2 separate regions of the Homo sapiens genome follow, and region 1 is linked to region 2. Evidence: chromatin contacts called from ENCODE Hi-C or POLR2A ChIA-PET data. All regions are on one chromosome and are shown on one strand. Each heading gives the region's core, a stretch centred on a gene start or an enhancer-like site at or near the end of the contact. The rest is flanking DNA. Distances are from core to core; before and after follow the strand shown.

Region 1 (5,988 bases), core at 202-2,701, 210 kb after region 2:
CCACAGAAGTTCAGACAGTGGCTCTACAACCCTACTGGCCCCTATCAATGACTCCTGCCCCCCTGGGACCCTCCACTGGGCTCAGGAAAGACGGGCCATTGTAGCAAAGTAGCCAGTCCTGTAGCCCCAGCTGGACCTCCTGGTGAGGCAGCTTGCCAGATGGTGGGGATCGCTCAGTCCTCTGGGGCAGAACAGGGTGAGTGGGGCTGTCTCCCTTTGATTCACTTAGCCCTCTTTCTTCTTTACACATTTGCAAAATGTGACAGTAGTCATATTACTATTCATTCTAATAACAGTCCTTGCTGGCTATTAAACCTCTATACTAGCACTTTCAGGCATTATCTCCACCATTACTAAAACCGATTAGATAGGTATTATTATACCCATTTTACAGATAAGAAAGACTCAGAGGGCCGGTCGCGGTGGCTCATGCCTGTATGCCCAGCAATCTGAGAGGCCGAGGCGGGCGGATCACCTAAGGTCGAGAGTTTGAGACCAGCCTGACCAACATGGAGAAACCCCGTCTCTACCGAACATACAAAATTAGCCGGTATCCCAGCTACTTGGGAGGCTGAGGCAGGAGAATCACTTGAATCTGGGAAGCGGAGATTGTGGTGAGCCGAGATTGCCCCATTGCACTCCAGCCTAGGCAACAAGAGCGAAACTCTGTCTCAGAAAATAAAAAAAAAAGAAAGAAAGAAAGAAAAGAAAGACTGAGAGAAAGCAAGGAACTTGCCTGAGGTCTCATGGCTAATGGGGTCCAAGTCACAACCTGACTCTACCCCAAGCCAATTCCCACCTAACTCCTCCTGCAGATGCCCCTTGGTTATCCAGAGACTGTGTCTGGCCTTTAATATGGACTTGAGGTGTGATCCTGGGCTGGCTTCTTTCTGGACCTTGGTTTCTGAGTTTTTCGGTTGGTTGGTTCATTTGATTAATTGACAGGGTCTCACTCTGTCACCCAGGCTGGAGTGCAGTGGCCCCATCATGCTCACTGCACCCTCCAACTCCTGGGCTCAAGGAATGGTGCCACTGTGCTGATTTTTAAATTTTCTTTATTTTTGTAGAGATGGGGGTCTCACTGTGTTGCTCTGGCTGGTCTCCAACTCCGGGGCTTGAGCGATCCTCCTGCCTCCGCCTCCCAAAGCGCTGGCATTACAGGCGACAGCCATCGCGCCTAGCTGCGCTGGTAAAACTGGCTAACGCGATCTATCTTAATTAGCCACCCACAGCTGCTACCGCCGCCCCATCCCCAGGGACCACACAGACCCAGGGGACAAAGAAGGGCGCGGGAGACAGCGGCTGAGGAAGCCTTTACTGCGGGGCGGCCGGAGGATCGCCGAGCTCAGGGTCCCCCACCGCACCGCGCCCGGCCTCGTCCTCTGCCCCAGGCCCGGCCCCGCCCCCAGCCTCGGCCCCAGCCTCGGCCTTTGCCGGAACGTCGCCGAACACTTCCCGGTGCATGGCGGTGACGTAGTTGGAGCCGCTGGGGTCGTCCAGGCGCATCCGCAGCAGGGGCAGGAAGCGCTCGGTGGTGAAGTAGCGCAGGGTCGGCTTCGGGGCGCGCAAAGCGGTGAGGAAGACCTGCGGCGGCGGGAGGAGAGCTGTGGCCACCGCTGCGCGCCGGAGGACGCACCGCCCCCACTCCTGGAGTCCAGCCCGGCGCTCACCTCCGCCACCTCCTCAGGGTTCTGCGCCGCCTCGCGAAAGACTTGCTTGCTGTGGGCGAGGTATTGGTAGAAGCGGTGGAAGGTGTGGATGTCCGTGCGGTCCAGCACCTCCTCTGGGCTGCCCAACACCTTCTCCATGAAGGCGGTGTGCACTGGGCCGCACTCGATCAGGCTCAAGCTGCTGGCCGGAGAGCAACGAGTGGGAGGGGGCGGACGCCAGCCAGGCCCCAGTCCCAGCCCCAACCCCAGTCCCAGCCCCAACCACGTCCCGGCCCCCGACCGCGAGCAGCACCGCTGCGCTGGGAAGTGAGGCGGAAAGGGCGCTGGGGATAACCAGAACATTTGAAACGCGGGTTCCTGCCGGAGCAGCCCTCCCAAATCCATCTGAGGCTACAAGGGAGCCCTGGTGTCAGGATTCGAATCTAGCGGGGTCCCTGGCCGCTGTGTGACCTTGGGCCAGTCACCTAACCTCTCTGGGCTGGAGCTTCCCCATAACAATACCAACACTTCAGCAGCTAGGTCAGCAGGTGGCACAATGCGTGCCATGCGCCCAGCCCAAGTGCCTGGCACACAGCTAATGTGAGCCGGGCAGAGAGGGCCAGGGAGATCGCCCCAGAGCGGCTCCCGCAGGACAGGGTGCTCGGCGTCTCTAGGTCAGAGTTAAGAGGGTTCGGGGAACGGGGGTGTTGACTCACTGGACCCCAAAGGGCAGCAGCAGAACCGCCAGACTCTCGCATAAGCCTTCGAGCGCGAACTTGCTGGCGCAATAAACGTCATTGAAAGGCAGCCCTTAGGTGGGGAGACGAGGTTCCTGAGGCGCAGCGGCCAGGGGGTCATCCCCGGGCAGACGGTGCCCCTCCAAGCTGACGGCACCCCACTCCACCCCCCCCGCGGAACCTGCCTTCAAGGCTCAGCTCCGCACACAAAGAATCTGGAGCTGCCGAGGCCACTCCCTACCACTCACCCATCAATCCTCCCACGCTCCCGGTCACCAACACGCGTCCCGAACCGCGCCTCTTCATGTCTGGCAGGAAGGCCTGCAGCATCCGCACAGTCCCTACTACATTCACGTCCAGCACAGAGGCCACGGCGTCCTCCCCCAGCGCCTCCAGCGGCCCCAGCAGGCCCAGGCCTGCGTTACACACTGCGGAGACAAGAGGCCCGACCAGCCCGCCTCAGCATCACCCTCAGCACGGCCTGTCCCCTCGTGCTCCCTGGGCCTGGGAACATGTTGGTTTCAACGCAGGGCGGAGAAGGCTCCTAGGAGCCCATATGCTTCCAGGAGGCTCACCCAGCACGTCCACGCGGCCCTCAGTCACGCGTTCCCGGGCAGCGGCCACGGATTTTGAGTCCCTTACGTCCAGCTGCAACGTCTCCAGGGATCCCGGAGGGCATGCCAGGGCCCGGGCCGCCTCCCACAGCCGGCCCTGTGTTTTCAGGTCCCTCAACGTGGCATACACTGGAGGTTTTGGGAGAGGAGGAAGATCTGACTTCCCTTCTGGCCTCCAAGGGCTCCTCCCTTCTCTCCCTCCCTGTCCCTGCCTATCTATACCTTTGAAGCTCTGGGATGGATCTGAAGCCAGACGTACGGCCAAGTGCAGGCCGATGCCCGAGGAACAGCCGGTGATGAGCACCACGGTGCGGGCCATGGTGAGACTGTGGGGAGAGGCTGGGGCTCTGGGCTTGATATCACCTGCTTCGCCCCGCCCCGCCTGCGGGCCCCCACCCCTTGTTGTGTCTCCCACGCAATCTCAAGGATAAGCCTTCCTGCGGGTCCCTGGCCCGCTCTCCCCACCCTGTTCTGAGCCAAAACAGACATGAGCCCACTGCTTGGAACAACAAACTGTCCTGGTTGCTGGTCAGAGGGAGGGGAGGCTTTACAAGCAGGTGTGGGTTCCCACGTGGGCACAGAGTGGCCCCCTGGGCAGATTCCCCTGGGTATGCCTCTGTGCCACAGGAGCGATTATAGTGACCGCAGTTTGCTGCAGAGGCTGTGAAAGTAAAGGCGTTGGGAGGTGGGAGATGATTGTATATGTGCTGGTTTCGTCCAGGGTTCCTAGCTCATAACTCACATGACCATGGTTACAGTCTTACGTTGTCATGTTGGGGTGCCTCAGGCCTCAAAAAACAGCCTTTCGTCTCTCTGACCTTCTCCTGTCCTCTTTTCAGCTGCCCAAGGCAGGACTCTAATCTGATTGTGGGTTGTAGGATCCTCATTCCAGAGTGGGTCCTTGCCCCATACCCTGGAGAAAGGAATGCTGCACAAAGGCCCAAAGAATCTGGACTGGCCTTGCTGGGCTTAGATCAGACCCTTTTTGCCCAATCACATTATCACAGTTGTCCATGCTTCAGTCATGGACAGCCAATGGAGTTCTCCATAAAAGGCCCAAAGGACAGGGTTCGGGAGCTTCTGAGGGCTGAACGTGTGGAGGCTGACAGAATGTGCCCAGAGGGTGACGTAACCCCAACTCTATGGAGATAGAAGCTCCTGCTCTGGACCCTTCCAGACCGCCCTGTCTGTATCTCTTCATATGGCTGTTTATTTCTATCCTTTAAAATATGCTTTGAGGCTGGGCACGGTGGCTCATGCCTGTAATCCCAGCACTTTGGGAGGCCCAGGAAAGGGGATTGTTGGAGCCCAGGAGTTCAAGACCAGGCCAGGTAACAGAGTGAGACCCGGTCTCTGCAAAAAATATTAAAAAGCTTCCCAAGTAGCCGGGACTACAGGTGTGTGCCATCACTGCCACCATACCCAGCTAATTTTTTGACTTTTTTGTAGAGACGGGGTCTCACTTTGTTTCCCAGGCTTTTTTTTATTTTTGAGACAAAGTATTGCTTAGGTTGGAGTGCAGTGTCTTAATCTTGGCTCACTGCATCCTGCATCTGCCTGGTTCAGGCGATTCTCCTGCATCAGCCTCCCGAGTAGCTGGGATTACAGGCACCCGCCACCACGCCCAGCTAATTTTTAGTATTTTTAGTAGAGACGGAGTTTCACCATGTTGGCCAGGCTGGTCTCAAACCCCTGATGTCAAGCGATCTGCCCACCTCAGCCTCCCAAAGTGCTCGGATTATAAAAAAGTGCCACCCCACCTGGCCCTGTCATTTTTAGAAGATTATTTTATTTTGAGACGGAGTTTCGCGCTTCTTGCCCAGGCTGGAGTGCTGTGGCACGATTCTGGCTCACTGCAACCTCCACCTCCCGGGTTCAAGCAGTTCTCCTGTCTCAGCCTCCCAAGTAGTTGGGATTACAGACACGTCCCACCACATCCGGCTAATTTTTGTATTTTTAGTAGAGATGGGGTTTCTCCCTGTTGGTGAGGATGGTCTTGAACTCCCAACCTAAGGGGATCAGCCAGCCTCCACCTCCCAAAGTGCTGGTATTACAGGCGTGAGCCACTGTGCCCATCCTAAAAGATCATTTTAACTGCTCTGGGGTAATTTCACTGCTGATGGGCAGGAGTGGAATCAAGAAAACTAGTTAGGAGGCTACTGCTGTAATTGAAGGGAGAGATGACAGTGTGCAGTCTGGAATAGGGTGATTTGGGGATATGCTTTGATGAGCAAAGGTAGAGCTGTCAGTATTTGCTGCTGAATTGGTTGAAAGGTGAGAGAGACTGGAGTCAAGGACTACTCCAGGGTTTTTAAAACCAGTATTGGGAAAAATGGAGTTGTCATATAGTAAAGTAGAGAAGACTGGGGGAGGAGCCGGTAGGAGGACTGGAAATGTGGAATTGGGGTTTAGACACATTAAGTTCATTGTATCAGGTGGACGTGTTGTATTGAGTAGGCAGTTGGAGATACAGACCTGGAGTCTGTGGGAGACAGTGGGGTTTCTTTGGTGGGGGGGTCATCGGCATCTAAGTGCTATTCGAAGTCATGGGACTGCAGAAGATTATATTAACAATGTGAATATTCACAAGCTTGAAAAAATGAATGTACGGAAGAGAGGGGGTCACACTTTACCTCTTATTATCCCACCCCCAGGGGTGACCTTGTGAGCCACACCACACAGGTACACACATGCACGCATATGTACACACACTGTCACAGAGGGGCAAAGGGGGTTGGCGAGAGCGGGACTGAGAGCAGATCCCAGGCCTCAGAAACCCATGCCACCTGGGCCCCCTCCCTGTGGCCTTCCTGGATGCTGTAGGGATAGCAGATCTGTCTGGGTCAGCAGGGCAAGGCGACTGGCAGGAGGGGGTGGCTGGGAGGCCTCTTCCTCCAAGAGCAGGGGCAGCACATCATCCAACAGGCAGAGAAGACCCTCATCCAGAGGTAGGGGCAGGTCAGGGTGGAGTGCCTGCCTCCTTCCCCT
Region 2 (6,332 bases), core at 568-3,067:
ACACAGGTTCCACTGAAATGGGGAGAAGGACATTGTACAAAAAAAAAGTTTTATTTTGAAGATTACAGAACTTGTGCCATGACCCCACCTGGCTTCCATTCCCAGCAATCCAGGGATCTGTGGTGGGGATGAGAGTGAGAAAAGGGAGTAGGAGGGGAGGAGGGAGGCCTGGTGGGGGTGGGGAAGTGGAGTAACATGGTTGTTGAGAAGCTCGTGGCCCCCTAGGCCTGGGCCTCACTGTCTTTACTCCTCCATACTACAAGAGTGATGAGGAAGGGGATGAGGCAGATGGGGGCTATGATCATGGCCAGGAGTACATCCTCTGGGGGGTCAGAGAAGGTGGGCTGCACCAGGGAGCAGTTGGCAAAGTGGATCTGGTGAGTCTCAAAGATGATCCTCTCTGCCAAGGGATTGGGGAAGCCCAGGTCAAACAACTCTGCAAAGTGCTCCAGGCAATCTCGCAGGGTGCTATAAGGCCTAGGGGCAGAAGAGGACTTGAGTGAGAGAGGGGGTGGACCCAGGGAGAAGAGTGCCCCACTCTCACTCAGGGTCTACCTGCAATGAGCAGGTCCACCCCCTGGCCTGAGCCACCCTCCATCACTGCCCCTACCTGCTAATCATGGCCCAGTCGCACCAATCCTTTTCGATAGGATCCATTTGATCCTTATAATGATTCCAGCAAAATTGGACAGCTGTCTCATAGTTCTTCACCGTCCCCCCTGTAGGTACAGATGCTACACAATGACCACACCCCTACCCCTCCCTACAAACCCTCCTGCCCAGGTGCTTGCAAGGTGAACTGCCTGTCTTCAAACGTGGGAACCCTTCAGAAAGTTTCCCTAGCAAAACATTCTGGCTGAGGACAGAGTCCCAGCTCAGGAATCCTATAATGACTTCCATGTGCTAAGCACTTTCCATCCCAGCCTGATAAGAACTTCCACGTACACCTTTTCCTGGGGTCTTCTCGCCCACTTGTGAGGTGGGCAGCTCAGAGCCGTGCAGGGGCTTTGTAGGAGGACAGGGAGAAAGACCACGAGGAACCCCAAGAAAGAACAGAGGGGAGTGTAGTGGGGCATCAGCTGGGGTTGGGCAGGCCTCGTGGGAAAGGAACCCTCCCCACTGAACTTGCTCTCGTCCTTACCCTCGGCCACCCTTCCACACCCTGGGTACCCACCTTCTGACCCTGGTGTGCCTGTGGTGGGAAGAGGCTGAGCCAGGGCCTCGTGGGGATTCAGGACAGCTGTGGGAAGAAACGGGAGAGGAGGGTAACATAGCGGGGACCCCGGCAGTGGAGCCTGCGAGGGGGGTTGGGGGACTGAGACCCTCCGAAAATAGGCTACCTTGGAAGAAAAGGAGGAATAATCTAGCCCCCACGGACGCCTCAGTGCCGGGGAGGGAGGGGCTGGCACCAGCTCCTTGTCACTCACACCCAGGCCCAAAGCCCCCTCATCTCTGGCCAGCTTCCGTCCTCCTAAGCCCTCTTCGAGGGGCCGGGGCCAGCACCCCAGCTTTCCCTGGGTGGGAAGCAGCTCATGCTGCGCCCGCCCCGAGGTGGGGTCAGGGACCGTCCGAGGGCCAGTGCTGCTAGGTACGTCGGTCCTAACCCGCACCCCAGGGCCCGTTCCGGCCTCGGCCATCCAGCCCCTCTCCCCTCTCCCCTCTCCCCTCCGGGGCCTCTCGCGCCTCCCGCCCGGGCCTCGGGGCGCCGCGCTCACCGCCCAGCAGGAGGAGGAGGCGGAGCGCTGCCGGCCGCCCGACTCGGGTCCTAGGGAGACGCGGGCCGCCGGCGCGCTCCACCCGGAGCGAGGCCATCGTGCAGCAAGGAGGCGAGGAGCGGCGGCGGCGCTGAGCCGGGCCCGGGTGTGGGGGCGCCTATATCCCCAGCCCAAGCTGCAGGAAGCCGCGCCGCTTCCTCGGAGGGGCTGGGACGGCGGCGGCCACGTGGGGGGCGGGGGCGACGCTCGGGGCCCGCGGCTGGAGGGGGAGTCGCTGCCTCACCCGCGCCTGGCGCCCGCGGCTCCCTCCGCCTCGCCGGCGTTGGCCCACCCTCTCGTAGCTCACCCCGCGAGGCTGGACAGCTCCCGGAACCCCGGAACCGGGATCTATTTCGGGGGCTCGGCTGCGTGGCGCCCAGGACTCTCCAGGGTCTCCCAGGATCGCTCCCCGAATTCGAGTCGCCCCCTCTCTCTTTCGGGTCTGGAGGGGTCGGCAAGCTGCTCTCCCAGACGTGGAGAAGAGGGAGGGGGCTGGGAGCTCCAGCGGCCTCTCGACGCCGCTGCTTCTAAGGGGCTGTCCTGGGTTGTGGGGGAAGGGGCGCCTGGAGCTGAGCCATGCAGCTCAGGGTTCCTTATCCTATCCCTAGGAATACCAGCTGATGTCAGTCCGCCAGCCAAAACCAGGGAGGAGAAGCGGGAGCCAGCCCTCTGGAGTCGGGAGAAGGTCTGGGGAGTGGGGTAGAGGGGAAAGCAAAGTCCAAATACCTTCCCTTCAGACACCTCCTGGGGCCTAGACCCCACAAACCTGTTGTGGGGAGGGCAAAATACGATGACTACGTTCCCAGGAAGAAGGTGCCACAGCTCTTCAGGACCACGGTTGGGAGAAAGAATGGAGGGGTTTTAGAACCTTCAGTGTGCGACTTCATGTGCCAGGTGAGTGTAACACCATTTTACAGACCGAGAAGCTAAAGCTCAGGGCCAACAGCCCGGGATTTGAATTCAGAAGCTCTGGGTTCTAATTCTGTCTTCTTACTCCCCAGCTATAGAGCCTTGAATGACACGTTTACCTTCAGGACTTCTCATGTGAAATAGGGACATTCCCCTCCTCACTGTATGATGGCAGCTGTGAAAGGGCACTGCACTCGCTAAATGCTAGTTTCCTTTCCTCTTTTCCTAAGTGACTTATCTAAGGTCACACTGTTAAGGAAGCAGCAAGGCTGAGTCTGGGCCTCCGGGGGTCCTGACTTCAGCCACACCACAGCTGCTTCTTGTGTCCTGGGCCAGAGGTTCATTAGTCTGAAGCAGCTGAGGAGCCCAGGAGCTGGTTTGGCCATGACGTTCAAGTCCCAGACACAGCTGTCAGCACCAAACTTTCCTAAATTACTCCCAGACACTGACCCTTGGACTCAGCTGCTGCTGTTGTCCCAGTTTACTGATTCCTGCCCACCACAAATTATCTGTCCTGATCTCTCCTGAAGTCTTCATCTCAGGATCTCAAGCTCTTGGATCATGGGCACGGATAACCTGTTGTCCTCCTCTATGGTCAAGAGGCTGCTTTTGCAAAGAATCCAGTGGGAGAGAGTCAATGGCCTGCTTGACGTGAACTCCAAAGTCCTCCTGGTAAGGATCATTTCTACAATGATGCAGAAAAGAGCCATGCAGTCTCTGAGACATTTCAGGCTGGGACCAAATCTAGTCCTTCCTGCCTGCCTAGGATTGCTCCTTTCAAGAAGGAAGCATGGGAGATTTCTGAGTGATAAGATGGGAGGAAGGAGCAAGGAGGTGCAGAAAGCAAAACAAGCCATTTTCACTGGGTTGGGGCCAGAAGCACATGAGCCCACTATGGGTTAGGACTGGGGTTGGGGTCAAGATTAAAGGGGACAAAAGCAAATGTTAGATTTAAAATAGAGCCTGGGCAACATAGTGAAACCCTGTCTCTACAAAAAAAAAACTATAAAAAAATTTTTAAAAAATTAGCCTGGCATAGTGGTGTGCACCTGTAGTCCCAGCTACTCGGGAGGCTGAGGCAGGAGGATCACTTGAGCCCCAGAGGTTGAGGCTGCAGAGAGCTGTGATTGTGCCCTATCTCAAAAAAAAAAAAAAAGGACAATATGGCATAATGATAATGGATAATCATAACGGATGAAAGAAAAAAACTGATGAGGATTCTGAAGGTAGGTTCTGCCTCTGTCTTACTGCAAGTAACTTGAGCAGGTTATTTCACATCTCTGGAGCTCAAGATTTTCATATGTAAAATGGCCTTAAGATCAAAAAAGAAAATATAGGTAACTTGGTAGGAAGTTCCTATTTTATTTTTATCTTACTTTACTTTTTAGGAACAGGGGCTCACTCTGTTGCCCACATTGGAGTGCGGTGGAAGAATCATGGCATGCTGCAGTCTTGAGCTTCTAGGCTCAAGAGATCCTCCTGGTTCAGTCTCCCAAGTAGCTAGGACAGCAGGCATATTTTTTGTAGATATGGGGGTCTTGCTTTTTTGCCGAGGCTGGTCTCGAACTCCTGGCTTCAAGCAATCTTCCTGCATCAGTCTCTTAAAGTGTTGGGATTCCAGGCATGAACCACTGCACCTGGCCCTTGGGAAGTTTTATTTTTAGCCTAGGGTTGGGGTTAAGTTTGCATCATGATGTTGAGACCTCCAAAGGAGAACTTATTGTAGTCATTCCTGAGCTCAGGTGTCCAAACTGTCTAATTGGAGAATCTGGGAATTTTCTCTCGTTTTGATTTTCCTCTTCCACTTTTCCATGCCAGTTGGATGTTTGAATGTTTTTATCGACCTCTGAGAGCATCCGGGTAACTGAGGGTTTACTTTGGGGGTCTTTGGAGATGAATAGGGACAGGAGACCTCACCTTTCTTTTCCATGTAGCCATAGGAGATAGTCCCACGATCTGATGATCTGTAGCAATGGGTAGAGGAAGGGCCGTATTAGGAACAGAAGCTAGTTTCGTCATGGGAAGTCCCCTGTTTTCCACTCCTGAGGGCCCTCACATTCCCTTTCTAAGCCCCTTTCTGCTTTTGCTATTAAAAAATACAGTTTTTAAATTGCAAGTAATATGTAAGTATATACTTGTTGCAAAATATTTAACCCAGAAAACTTTGTATCCCCACTCATATCTCATTTCCCACATATTCTGGATTTTTTTAAAGGAAAGCATAAATGGGATTTGATACTCCTATTATTCAGTGACTTTTTTTTTTCTTGAGATGGAGTCTTGCTCTGTTGCCCAGGCTGGAGTGCAGTGGCGCCATCTTGGCTCACTGCAACCTCCGCTTCCCAGGTTCAGGTGATTCTACTGCCTCAGCCTCCTGAGCAGCTGGGATTACATGTGTACGCCGCCACATCCAGCTAATTTTTGTATTTTAGTAGAGACAGGGTTTCACCAGGTTGGCCAGGCTTGTCTTGAACTCCTGACCTCAAGGGATCCACCTGCCTTGGCCTCCCAAAATGCTGGGATTACAGGTGTGAGCCACTGTGCCTGGCCTCAGTGTCTTTTAAAAAATGTGATACTATTGCTGGGTATGCAGCTCATGCCTGTAATCCCAGTTACTCGGGAGCCTGAAGCAGGAACTTGAGCCCAGGAATTGGAGACTAACCTGGGTGATATAGCGAGACTCTGTCTAAAATAATAATAATGATAATAAAGAAGCCAGGCACAGTGCCTCACACCTGTAAACCCAACACTTTGGAAGACCAAGGCAGGAGGATCACTTGAAGTCAGGAGTTCAAGACCAGCCTGGGCAACATGGCAAGACCCTGTCTCTACAAAAAATAAAAATAAATTAGCCAGGCTTGGTGGCACATGCCTGTAGTCCCAGCTCCACAGCAGGCTGAGACAGGAGGATCCCTTGAGCCCAGAATTTTAAGGCTGCAGTGAGCCATGATCATGCCACTGCATTCCAGCATGGGCTACAGAGTGAGACCTTGTCTCCAAATAGAAAAAGAAGAAAGAAAGGAAGGGAAGGGGAAGGGGAAGGGGAAAAAGGAAGGAAAGGAGGGAACACTTAGTAACATGTCTTGGATATCTTTCCATGATACTACATATGTATGTATGCCTCTTTCTTTTTAACTGTACGTAGTATTGCCTTTAGTCTTTTTTTTCCTTATGTCCAGTGAAATCTAGGGGGTTTTCTTTGTTTGTTTTTTATTTATTTATTTTTGAGACAGAGTCTTGCTCTGTTGCCCAGGCTGGAGTGCAGTGGTGTGATCTTAGCTCACTGCAACCTCCGCCTCCCAGGTTCAAGCAATTCTCCTGCCTTAGCCTCCCAGTAGCTGGGATTACAGATGCCCCCTACAAGGCCCAGCTAATTTTTGTATTTTTACTAGAGACAGGGTTTCACCATGTTGGCCAGGCTTGTCTCAAACTCCAGACCTTAAGTGATCTGCCCACCTTGGCCTCCCAAAATTCTGGAATTACAGGTGTGAGCCACCGGGCCTGGCCTGGAAATCTAGTTTGTTTGTTTTTTTGGTTGTTTGTTTGTTTTTGAGATGGAGTTTCGCTCTTGTTGCCCAAGCTGGAGTGCAATGGTGCTATCTCGACTCACTGCAACCTCCGTCTCCTGGGTTCAAGCGATTCTCCTGCCTCAGCCTCCCGAGTAGCTGG

What was found. A loop is a pair of places that touch in the nucleus more often than their neighbours do. ChIA-PET counts read pairs that join two places held with the same protein, here RNA polymerase II (POLR2A). Pooled maps may share reads with other maps.
Region 1: a loop to region 2 is called in a pooled map, with 2.7 times the contacts of the local background. The contact joins the promoter of HSD17B1-AS1 here to the promoter of RAMP2-AS1 in region 2. A Hi-C loop is called at or near these places in 1 of 168 maps with a recorded cell type or tissue (GM12878), 19 of 37 single-sample maps with no recorded cell type and 11 of 50 pooled maps. POLR2A ChIA-PET finds 5 or more read pairs at or near these places in 8 of 52 experiments (A549, B cell, HEK293T and 5 more).

Annotation. Positions count from the first base shown.
Region 1 is chr17:42,550,265-42,556,252 of GRCh38, reverse strand. It overlaps HSD17B1-AS1 (HSD17B1 antisense RNA 1), which reads left to right and starts at 1,451. Exons shown (of 1, transcript NR_144402.1): 1 at 1,451-3,817. HSD17B1 (hydroxysteroid 17-beta dehydrogenase 1) reads right to left here and starts at 3,330. Exons shown (of 6, transcript NM_000413.4): 1 at 3,223-3,330; 2 at 2,962-3,129; 3 at 2,635-2,814; 4 at 2,366-2,459; 5 at 1,671-1,848; 6 at 1,039-1,584. The coding sequence starts at 3,319. The coding sequence ends at 1,315. RefSeq lists enhancers at 1-303, 1,119-1,686, a silencer at 1,310-1,469, a promoter at 3,330-3,406 and a cis regulatory region at 3,856-3,872.
Region 2 is chr17:42,756,742-42,763,073 of GRCh38, reverse strand. RAMP2-AS1 (RAMP2 antisense RNA 1) reads left to right here and starts at 1,817. Exons shown (of 6, transcript NR_024462.1): 1 at 1,817-2,194; 2 at 2,363-2,439; 3 at 2,561-2,648; 4 at 3,194-3,335. RAMP2 (receptor activity modifying protein 2) reads right to left here and starts at 1,847. Exons shown (of 4, transcript NM_005854.3): 1 at 1,716-1,847; 2 at 1,175-1,240; 3 at 611-719; 4 at 33-477. The coding sequence starts at 1,812. The coding sequence ends at 222. RefSeq lists a silencer at 1,644-1,733.